2 separate regions of the Homo sapiens genome follow, and region 1 is linked to region 2. Evidence: read pairs that join two places in POLR2A ChIA-PET (ENCODE). Cell type or tissue: K562. All regions are shown on one strand. Links, peaks and the distances in the headings refer to the core of each region. The heading gives the core; the rest is flanking DNA. Region 1 holds the start of ABHD17A (abhydrolase domain containing 17A, depalmitoylase). Region 2 overlaps TMPRSS9 (transmembrane serine protease 9).

Region 1 (5,363 bases), core at 235-5,234, 490 kb before region 2:
GGGGAGGTGGGCTGGCGTCAGGGGGTCCTTCTCCACCCCTGACTTAGGGTTCCGTGACCGTGGGCGAGTCCCTTGCCCTCCTGAGGCCTCAGCATTCTCATCTATAAGTGCAGACACCACACACCCCACAGGAAGTCAAGTGAGGGGGGAGGGGAACGAAGGTGCCTGATTGAGAGTGGAAACTCGGACCTTCTTCCTTGCTGCAGAACGTCATGAAACACATTAAGTCGACAACAGCTAAGTTGCTAAAGCAACCACAATAGTGTAAGGACCTGCCAACAGACAGACGTGAAGAAAACACGAAGGTCTGAGACGTCTATCTACCGACCACGCTTCTCCTTCAGACTGGAGCGAGGAGAGAGACACGCTCACAACTCAATTTCAGCAGAACACCCTGGAATGCTTGGCTTTTGGGTCACAGCATGAGAAAACCGTGGGGCCAGGAAGATGAGGCTCAAAGGCAGATGTGGACACAGATGGACATGCAGGCAGCTGCAGGCGCCACAGACACGGCTCGTGGGGACACCCTCACTACCAAGGAGCAGCCTCAGGCCCAGAAACACACCTGCTCCCTCAGGACCTGATGTGAGACCCACGTTCCTGTGAGCCGGACTCATGGGCACACGAGGAGGAGAGGAGAGAGCTCTGAAAGCCAGGGTGGGGCAAGGATGGCATCCCAGTGCCCCCAGACTCCCAGGCGGAAGGCAAATCGCACATGCAAGCACTTTTCAGCCGGGAGGTGGACTGTCAGGCTGGTTCTGCTTCTCAGATGGAGGCGAGTCTCCCTCCTGGAGACACCTGTCAATGTCTGGACACAGTTTTGGGTGTCACCACTGGGGACTGGGTGGAGGCTGCTTAGCACCCTGCAGTGCCCAGGACAGACCCACCCCAAAGAATGATCAGGCCCAACATCCACAGCGTCGAGGTTGATGTCAGCTTTTCAACATATTCTCAAAGAGGTCCAGGCCCTACCGGTGCTGCCCCGCTGGTGCTGGGGACTTGGAGGGCCCTGCAGTTTAGGTGGCATCATGCAGCTGGGTCCTGAGAGCCCAGTGGACAGCAGCAGGCCCCTGGAGACCCCGGAGACGAAGGGGCACACCGAGGTGGCCAGGGCCCCACTATCCAGGCCAGAAACAAAGATGTTATCCTTGACACCTCCTTCCACCCACTGGATCTGAGCCGGTCCATCACCAGCCCGGTGGCTCTGCCTGTCTCCCATCAGCCACCGCCCGGTCCCTGCCTCCATCACCTTTCACCAGAGCCACAGCAACAGCCTCCCTCCTTGCTGATCACCTGCTCCAGGACATTCTCCCCCAGCAGCCAAACAATCTTTCACGACACAAATGCAATGGAGCCGCTTCCCTCTTGGGGTGTCCTGGGGGCCTCCCATTATTCCCTGGATAGAGATCAAAGCCCTCCCCACAGCCTGCCAGGTCCGCATTCCGGCTCAGGCCGACCTCTCCAGACTCACTCATCTCACACCCTGCCACTCCTGGCTCCCTCAAGACAAGCCAAATTGCCCCTTCCTGCCTCTGCTCCTCTGCCAGGAACTCCCTTCCCCAACCTCACTAGACAGCCTTGCCCAACCCAACCACCCTTTGCACCTCACTGCCAACGCTCTCAGAGTCCTCAAAGCTGGGACAGGACCCCTTACACGCTCTTTCCACAGCTTGTATTTTTCACACGTTTGGCCAGATCTCCCCCCACCTCCAAACCAGAAACTCTATGAGAGCAGGACCATGACCTGCCACTCACTAAAGGAATGGGCAGGTGGTAGGCAGCACAGAATTAAGGAGGAAGCACAGGAGGAAAAGAATCCCCAAGGTCCGCCAGCTTTGACAGGGAAGGGAAAGTCTAGTCTCCTCTCCTCTCCAGCCACAGGTACCTGGAACCTCCCTAGTGTCACTAATGGGCGTGGACTGGGGAGTGCAAACCCAGACGCCTCACTCACTGGGCACACACCCTTGACACCCTGAATCCCACCAATTCCGTTCCCACGCACTTAACTGGGCAACCCTCTGCAAGCTAGAGGTGTTCTGAGGACCAGCAAGCAACCGAGCAGCCAAAATACTGGAAGATGACCTACATATGGGAGACGGTGACTGCACCTCACTCAACCAGTCAGGGTGGGAAACCCGCCTGGGGGGAGGCGCGGCCATATCAGAGGGCAGACAAACGGGCCAGGTGACAGGGGGATGGGACAGAGGGACAAGCAGGAGCAAAATCCGAGGTGACAGAGCAGGCTCCTGGCTAGAGCAGACCCTGGGAGGAAGAAGTGAGCAGAAGGGTCCTAAGAGAGAGCCTGGGACGGGTGAGGTCGCGCCCCCGAGAGTTTGCACTTCATCCTGGGAGAAATGGCGGGGCCGCGAAGAAGTCCCGAGCAAGCGATGGACAACATAGGAGAAGGGCTGCATCCCGGAGAACGGACGCGAGCGGAGGCCGGGAAGCCCGCCCAGGAGTCAGGGTGGCAGGAAGAAGCCTGACAAGGGAAACAGCGACTGGGAGCTGGTTGGGAAGCAGGGCTCGGGAGGGCCCCTGGGAGCTGCCTTGGGGGGCGAGAGGCCGAAGCGTTTGTCGGACTGGGGGCAGTTTCGGGGCAAAAGAGCGGAATCCGCGGCTCGGACGGGTGCTCCCCGAAGGCAAGGGCCGCGTCCGCAGGAGGGTGGGAGCGCAACCCACGCCGGAGGGCTGAATGGATGGGGACAGGGCTTTCCCAATCACAGACGCTCATCCGCGGTCCGCGCCCCTGCTCTGGGCTCCTCGGGCAGGACCCGCGGAAGCCCTGGGACTGCAGGGGTCTCGGGGACGTCCAACCGGGCTGTCAGGCCCTCGAGGCCCGGCCCGGGACCCCGCGCGGCCGCGCCCGCCCCCGCCCCTGCCCGGCACTCACCACCCCGGCCCGCGCCCCCGGGCCCCAGGGCCGCGCTCCATGGCTCCCGGCCGCCCGCCCGTGCGTCCGTCGGTCCCTCCGCACCCCTGCCCGGCCTCCTGCACCGCCACCGCCGCAGCTCCCCCCACGGACGGAAGTGAGCCTCGTTCTCACCACCGCCCCGGAAGTGACGCGAGGAGCGCGCGGGGCGGGGGTCTGCAGGCACAGAGCGACCGCGCGACTAGCGTCCTGGGGGCGGGGCTGATATGTCGAGGGGCGTGGCCTGCTGCTCTGTGGGCGGGGCCAAACTTAGGTTTCATTCACTTGGGGACCCGGAATAGGTTGAGGCCAGTAAAGTTCTCGCCTGGAAAACAAAATTTACAGGGACGCCAAAAAAAACTCAGACATCAACATTTAGAAATGTTTTAAAATATTTTTCTTTATGAGATGGAGTCGCGCTCTGTCGCCCAGGCTGGAGTACAATGGCGCGATCTCAGCTCACTGCAACTTCTGCCTCCTGGGATCAAGCGATTCTCCTGCCTCAGCCTCCTGAGTAGCTGGGATTACCGGCGCCCACCACCATGCCCAGCTAATTTTTGTGTTTTCAGTAGAGACGGGGTTTCCCCATGTTGGCCAGTGTGGCCTCGAACTCCTGACCCCAGAATCCTCCTGCCTCAGCCTCCCAAAGTGTTGGGATTACAGGCATCAGCCACCGCACCTGGCCTCTTTTTTTTAACATAGAGTCTACTCTGTCACCCAGGCTGGTGCCATCATAGCTCACTGCAGCCTCGACCTCCCAGGATCAAGTGAACCTCCTACTTCAGCCTCCTGAGTAGCTAGGACTATAGGCACAAGCCACCATGACCAGCTTATTTAAAGTCTTTATATATTGCTCATCAGAAATTCTTTTGCATTAGTTTTTAAAATATTACATTAGGCCGGGCACGGTGGCTCATGCCTGTAATCCCAGCACTTTGGGAGACTGAAACAGGTAGATCACCTGAAGTCAGGAGTTTGAGACCAAGCCTGACCAACGTGGTGAAACCCTGTCTCTACTAAAAATACAAATATTAGCCGGGCATGGTGGCACGCGCCTGTAGTCCCAGCTACTCCGGAGGCTGAGGCAGGAGAATCGCTTGAACCCGGGAGGCGAAGGTTGCAGTGAGCCAAGATCGGGCCACTGTGCTCCAGCCCAAGTGACAGAGCAAGAAGACTGTCTCAGATAAATAAATAAATAAATAAATAAATAAATAAATAAATAAATAAAACTATGATCACTCCACTGCATTCCAGCCTGGGCGAGAGAGCAAGATCCTGTCTCTTAAAAAAATTTCATTATGGGCTGGGCGCGGTGGCTCACGCCTATAATCCCAGCACTTTGGGAGGCCGAGTCGGGCAGATCATGAGGTTAGGAGATCAAGACCATCCTGGCTAACACGGTGAAACCTCATCTCTACTAAAAATACAAAAAGATAGCCGGGCGTGGTGGCGGGCGCCTGTAGTCCCAGCTACTCGGGAGGCTGAGGCAGGAGAACGGCGTGAACCCAGGAGGCAGAGCTTGCAGTGAGCTGAGACCGCGCCACTGCACTCCAGACTGGGCGACAGAGCGAGACTCCGTCTCAAAAAAAAAAAAAATTGCATTATGGCAGGGCCTAGTGGCTCACGCCTGTAATCTCAGCACTTTGGGAGAACGAGGCAGGCAGATCACCTGAAGTTAGGAGTTCAGCCTGGCCAACATGGTGAAATCCTGTCTCTACTAAAAATACAAAAATTAGGCCACCCTGGCCAACATGGTGAAACCCCATCTCTACTAAAAATACAAAAATTAGCCGGCTGTTGTGGCGCGCACCTGTAATCTCAGCTACTCCACGCCACTGCACTCCAGCCTGGGCGACAGAGCAAGACTCTGCCTCAAAAAAAAAAAAAGTAAAGAAAAGAAAATGGAAGAAGGTTACTGGAGAATCTCAGAGCGTGGTCAGGGCAGGCCTTTCTAAGGAAGTGACAGGGACAGGGGCAGAAAGGGCTGCAGACACCAAAGGGGCCCAGCCTGGAAGTGTGAGTGTGAATTGGTGGGAAGCCTTGCTTTTCAGGCCTTCTCTCATATGTGCCTTCCCCCCAGCTTTCGTGCCTTTTCCAGCTCAAAATGCTCCTCCAGCCTGCAGGCAACCGCAGCCCCCGCTCCGTCCCAGGGACTCTCATCTTAGCTCCACTGTTCTGAGATAAGCCTGAGGCTCCTGGGCCAATCCTGCCCCCAGGGGCTCATTCCTCAAATTCAGGACACAGCTGCCAGGGAAGGAATCAGGCTCAAAAGACTAGAGACTTAGAGATAGCCCAGGGTTTCTTTGCCTCATTTTCTTTCCTCTTTTTTTTTTTGGTTGTTGTTGTTTTGAGACAGAGTCTTATTCTGTCACCCATGTTGGAGTGCAGTGGCGCGATCTCGGCTCACTGCAACCTCCACCTCTCAGATTCAAGCTATTCTTCTGCCTCAGCCTCC
Region 2 (5,363 bases), core at 76-5,075:
CAATCTGGGCTCACTTCAACCTCTGCCTCCCGGGTTCAAGTGATTCTCATGCCTCAGCCTCCCAAGTAGCTGGGATTACAGGCACGCCACCACACTTGGCTAATTTTTTGTATTTTTAGTAGAGATAGGGTTTTGTGATGTTGGCCAGGCTGGTCTCAAACGCCTGGCCTCAAGGGATCCTCCCACTTTGGCCTCCCAAAGTGCTGGGATTACAGGCGTGTACCACCATGCCCAGCTAATTTTTGCATTTTTAGTAGAGACGGGGTTTCGCCGTGTTGGCCAGGGTGGTCTCGAACTCCTGACCTCAGGTGATCCACCCACCTCGGCCTCCCAAAGTGCTGGGATTACAGGCATGCACCACCATGCCCAGCTAATATTCGTATTTTTAGTAGAGACGGGGTTTCGCCATGTTGGCCAGGCTGGTCTCGAACTCCTGGCCTCAAGCGATCCACCCGCCTCAGCCTCTTAAGGCGCTGGGATTACAGGCATGAGCCACAGTGCCCGGCCAACTTTTGCTTTCTTTGCCGTACACGTGGCCTAGGGAGGTTGCAGCTTGGAGGTTTTCAGCCAACTTTTTGCGAAACTAATACACACCATGCTGATTTATTCTTTAGGAAACTTGTCAGCTTTTCACTGAAGCAACAAATGCTTTTGTCTGTACCAACTATTTGCAAAGTGCTTTACAGGGAGATCTGAGCAAGGCAGAGAGGTAAAGAAGGCTCGTGTCTATCCTTGAGGAGTTGAGAGGAGTCTAGAAGTTTCTGTACATTGGGCAAATCTGGGCAGTGCTTTATAACATTTTCCCGAGCTACAGAGCTCTGACCCCTCCGCGGCTTCACTGCTTTTCAAGCTATTACATCAGCACCAAAGATTCCTTTTTCTTGTATTCACGGTGACAAGGAGAGGCTCAAAGTCCTGCCTGTCCATTAATTTCATGCTGATTTCTCTCAACAATCTTTTTTTTTTTTTTTTTTTTTTTTTTTTTTTTTTTTTAAAGAGGTAGGGCGCGGTGGCTCACGCCTGTAATCCCCGCACTTTGGGAGGCCGAGGCCGGTGGATCACCTGAGGTCAGGAGTTCGAGACCACCCTGACCAATATGGTGAAACCCCGTCTCTACTAAAAAATACAAAAATTAGCTGGGTGTGGTGGTGGGCGCCTGTAGTCCCAGCTACTTGGGAGACTGAGGCTAGAGGATTGCTTGAACCTGGGAGGCGGAGGTTGCAGTGAGCCGAGATCGCGCCACTGCACTCCAGCCTGGAGACAGAGCGAGACTCCGTCTCAAAAAAAGAAAAAAAAGAAAACAAAAACACCCCTCAAAAACAGGGTCTTTGTTTGAGACCCTGTTGGAGGCCTCTGCGTTGCTCTGGTTGTCTCTGGGGAGCCCCTAACCAGGCTTGGAAGAGGTTCTTGGAGGAAGGTTTCTCCTCTGACCACCGGCTGGCTCTGGCCCCTTACCCACGAGCCTCTGTGGCCTTGGTGAGGTGGGCGCCGAGTGCATACGGTGGATAAGCCTGATGTTGTGTTGATTGTATTGTGTTCTTCTCCAGACAGCAGCAAAGGAGGGGAAGAGCGTTTCCTTTAGGGACCATCCCTGTAGAAGTTCCTGCTCTCCGCTTCGGTTTGTTCACAAACTACATATCCTGGCACCAGGGGGCACAGAACTTGGCTCCACGACGAAACAGGTCCCGTGGAGGAGCTGGTGCTGGGCGGGGCTGCGCCTGACTCACTCTGGTGTCTGCTGAGGTCCTTCCCTGGTGGAGACTCCTGCCTCCAACTCTATCCCCTTTTGGTCTCTTCCTCCACGGCACTGACCTCATCCTTTCCTTCTGTTGGCCACCAAGATGGAGGCCAATGGCCCCACGTCTACACGTGGCAGTTTAGGAGCCCCACTGGGAAGAAGGCGTCTCCGTCCCTGCTTCTGTGAGTTGAACCATAAGAAACTGATCTTGTTCTATAGACTTTGGTCTTAAAAAGTGACAGTTTTATAAAGTTGAAACTCAAGGATCCAAAAGAACTTGGTGTCCTGCTTGGGTCATATGCAACCTCTTGGGTCCATCACTGATGGGGATGGAGGGGTGGGCCCTGTGATTGCTAGGTCAGGGTCTAGTGTGGACCAATCACTGATGGGGATGGAGGGGTAGGCACTGTGATTGCCAGGTCAGGGTCCAGTGCGGACCAATCACTGATGGGGGATGGAGGGGTGGGAACTGTGATTGGCAGGCCAGGGTCCAGTGTGGACCAATCACTGATGGGGATGGAGGGGTGGGAACTGTGATTGGCAGGCCAGGGTCCAGTGTGGACCAATCACTGGCTGGAGATGGAAGGGTGGAAGCTGTGATTGGCAGGCTTGTGTTCAGTATGGACCAATCATCACTGATGGGGAGAGGGAGTAAACACTGTGATTGGCAGACCTGGTGGCTAGCACCATGATCGACCACCCCACCAGGACAGCAGGGATGAGGTGGACCTTCATTGAAGAAAGGGATGCTGGGCAGACAAAAAACACATACCCTAGAAAATTACAACTGAAGGGACAAAGCAGATCAACGACCTGGGGAAACTGAGGCCTGGAGAATTTCATTGCCTTGCTGGGACTCCTGGAAGTCTCAGGATGAGTGAGGATCTGGATATTATGAGTTGGGCAGCTCCCATTTGCAGGGTGTTCCTCCTGTAAAGATGCCAGATGCCCAGTAAACCATTCGGCTCTCTCCGAAGTCAGCATCGAGTAGCATTGTCCCCAGGGAGCGTGTGTTGGCTTCCTGGTGCTGCTGGAACAAGATGGGCCTCCCTGGGCCAAAGTCAAGGTGTGGGCAGGGCTGGTCCCTCCTGGGGGCTCCAGGCGAGAATGTGTTCCCGCCTTTCCCAGCGTCTAGAGGCACCCACATCCCTTGCTCGGGGCCCCTTCCTCTCCCTTCACAGCCACAGCGCAGCACAGCCTCTTCCAGTCTCCCTGACCCTCACCCTCCCACCTCCTCTCATGAGAACACTGTGGGGATATGAGGCCCGCCAGATCATCAGGATTATCTCCCATCTCCATGCCCTTCACTCAGTCCCACTTGCAGAGTCGCTTTGGCCATGGAAGGCACCACATTTACAGATTCTGGGGATTAGGACCTGGATGTCAGAGTTATTATTCTGTGGCCACAGGACCGACCTGAGATGTCATTTCTTTTTTTTTTCTTTTTGAGATAGAGTCTTGTTCTGTTGCCCAGGCTGAAGTGCAGTGGCACGACCTTGGCTCACTGCAACCTCTGCCTCCCAGGTTCAAGCGATTCTTCTGCCTCAGCCTCTCGAGTAGCTGGGATTACAGGCATGTGCCCCCACGCCCGGCTAATTTTTGTATTTTTAGTAGAGATGGGGTTTCACCATGTTGGCCAGGCTGATCTCAAACTGACCTCAAATGATCCGCTCTCCTTGGCCTCCCAAAGTGCTGGGATTACAGGCATGAGTCGCTGTGTCCAGCCCCAAGATGCATTTCTAGGAACGTACCCAGAGACACTGTCAGATTCTCTGTACCAAGGAGTCAAGGCTCTTTCTGACCTTTGCTTGGTTCAAAGGAAGATTCTGCCGCCTGATTTCTGCCTGCTCTCCACCCGGCCTGCCAGCTGCCAGGATGCAATTTCTCTGGCCTCCAAGGAAGGCCAGGCAGGGTCGCGCCGGGGCAGAGGCACACCAGCGCGTGTCTGGCCCAGTGTGCCCAGAACCCGAGAAACTGGAGTGGCCACGGGTGGGCGGCTCCCTCACGCTGGCTTCTCCTGAGTCCCTTTCTGTTCACAGATCCCCACTCCTGGCTATCCGCATGCTGGTCATTTCTGCTTGGAGACAGTTCAGGTGTGTCCCACAGTTGCTGTCCCTGGGGCTCTTGGCTCTATTGTTAATGGCCACCGGCTGTGACGGCTCACATTTCAGTCCTGCATATGTCAGTTCCTCGTACTTTCTTTCTTTTTTTACTGTATGTATGTATGTATGTATGTATGTATGTATGTATGTATGTATGTATATATGTATGTATGTATGTATGTATTTGAGATGGGGTCTCACTGTGTTGCCCAGGCTGGTCTCAACATCATGGGCTCAAGCAGTCCTTCTGCCTCAGCCTCCCAAAGTGCTGGTATTACAGGCATGAGCCACCACACCTGGTCTTCCTTTCTTTCCTTCTCCCCTCCCCTCTCCCCTCTCCCCTCTCCTCTCTCCCCCCCACCCCTCTCCCCTTCCCCCTCCCCTCACCTTCCCTTCCCCTCTCCCCTCTCCCCTCCCCTCTCCCCTCTCTCCCCTCTCCTCTCCCCTCTCTCCCCTCTCCTCCCCCTCCCCTACCCCTACCCCTTCCCCTACCCCCCTGCCCTCCCCTCTCCCCTCCCCTCTCCCCTCCCCCTCCCTCTCTCCCTTCCTTCCTTCTTTCCTTCCTTCCTTCCTTCTCTCTCTCTCTCTTTATTTTTTTCTGAGACAAGGTCTCACTGTCACCCAGGCTGGAGTGCAGTGGTGTGATCATAACTCACTGCAGCCTCGACCTTCCAGGCTCAAGTGATCCTCCTGCCTCAGCCTCCTGAGTGGCTGGGACTACAGATATGTGCCACTATGCCTGGCTAATTTTTACAATTTTTTTGCAGAGACAGGGTCTCCCTCTGCCACCCAGGCTGGCACAGTCATAGCTCACTGCAGCTTCGATCTCCTGGGCTCGAGTGATGAACCCTCCCACCTCAGCCTCCTGAGTAGCTGAGACTACTGGCATGCACCACCATGAAAGGTCAATTTTTAAATTTTACATTTCGTAGAGATGGGGTCTCACTATGTTGCCCAGGCTGGTCTCAAACTCCTGGCCTCAAGCAATTCTCTTGCCTTGGTTTCCCAAAGTGTTGGAATGACAGGCATGAGCTGCCACACCTGACCCCCCTTTTCCTTATAAATCACCCAGTCTCAGGTATTTCTTTACAGCAGGACAAAAATAGACTCAGACAACTGTGTTTAGGCATTACTTATAGGGTGACAACTGTCCTGGTTTGATTGGAATTGAGTGGTTTCCTGAGACATGAGACTTTCAGTGCTGAACAGGGACAGTCCTGGGCAAACTGGGACCATTGGTCCCTGTAAGTGTTGACGGGACACTGTGTCAGTCTGTTCTCATGCTGCTAATGAAAGCATACCCAAGGCTGGGTGCAGTGGCTCATGCCTGTAATCCCAGCACTTTGGGAGGCCAAGGTGAGTGGATCACAAGCCCAGGAGTTCAAGACCAGCCTGGCCAATATGGTGAAACCCCATCTCTACTAAAAATACAAAAATTAGCCAGGCATGGTGGTGCACACCTGTAGTCCCAGCTACTTGGGAGGCTGAGGCAGAAGAATTGCTTGAACCTGGGAGGCAGAGGT

The links. ChIA-PET counts read pairs that join two places held together with the same protein. Peaks named below come from ENCODE experiments on the same cell type or tissue, not always from the same donor. Only the 100,000 strongest peaks of a DNase experiment are listed, where the experiment ranks them.
Region 1: POLR2A ChIA-PET joins it to region 2 with 9 read pairs; 2 of 35 experiments call an interaction of 5 or more read pairs at or near these places.

The regions. Positions count from the first base shown.
Region 1 is chr19:1,882,462-1,887,824 of GRCh38, forward strand. ABHD17A (abhydrolase domain containing 17A, depalmitoylase) reads right to left here and starts at 3,035. Exons shown (of 5, transcript NM_001130111.2): 1 at 2,891-3,035. RefSeq lists a silencer at 2,300-2,447 and enhancers at 4,614-5,118, 5,119-5,363. In K562, for the core only: no CTCF peak of the experiment used is centred there; a DNase peak (open chromatin) is centred at 3,090; H3K4me3 peaks cover 1,879 bases.
Region 2 is chr19:2,373,293-2,378,655 of GRCh38, forward strand. The region is part of intron 1 of TMPRSS9 (transmembrane serine protease 9); the gene reads left to right. Among named protein-coding and RNA genes, the nearest start is that of TMPRSS9, 16 kb to the left of the region's middle. RefSeq lists an enhancer at 3,148-3,660. In K562, for the core only: no CTCF peak of the experiment used is centred there; a DNase peak (open chromatin) is centred at 2,149.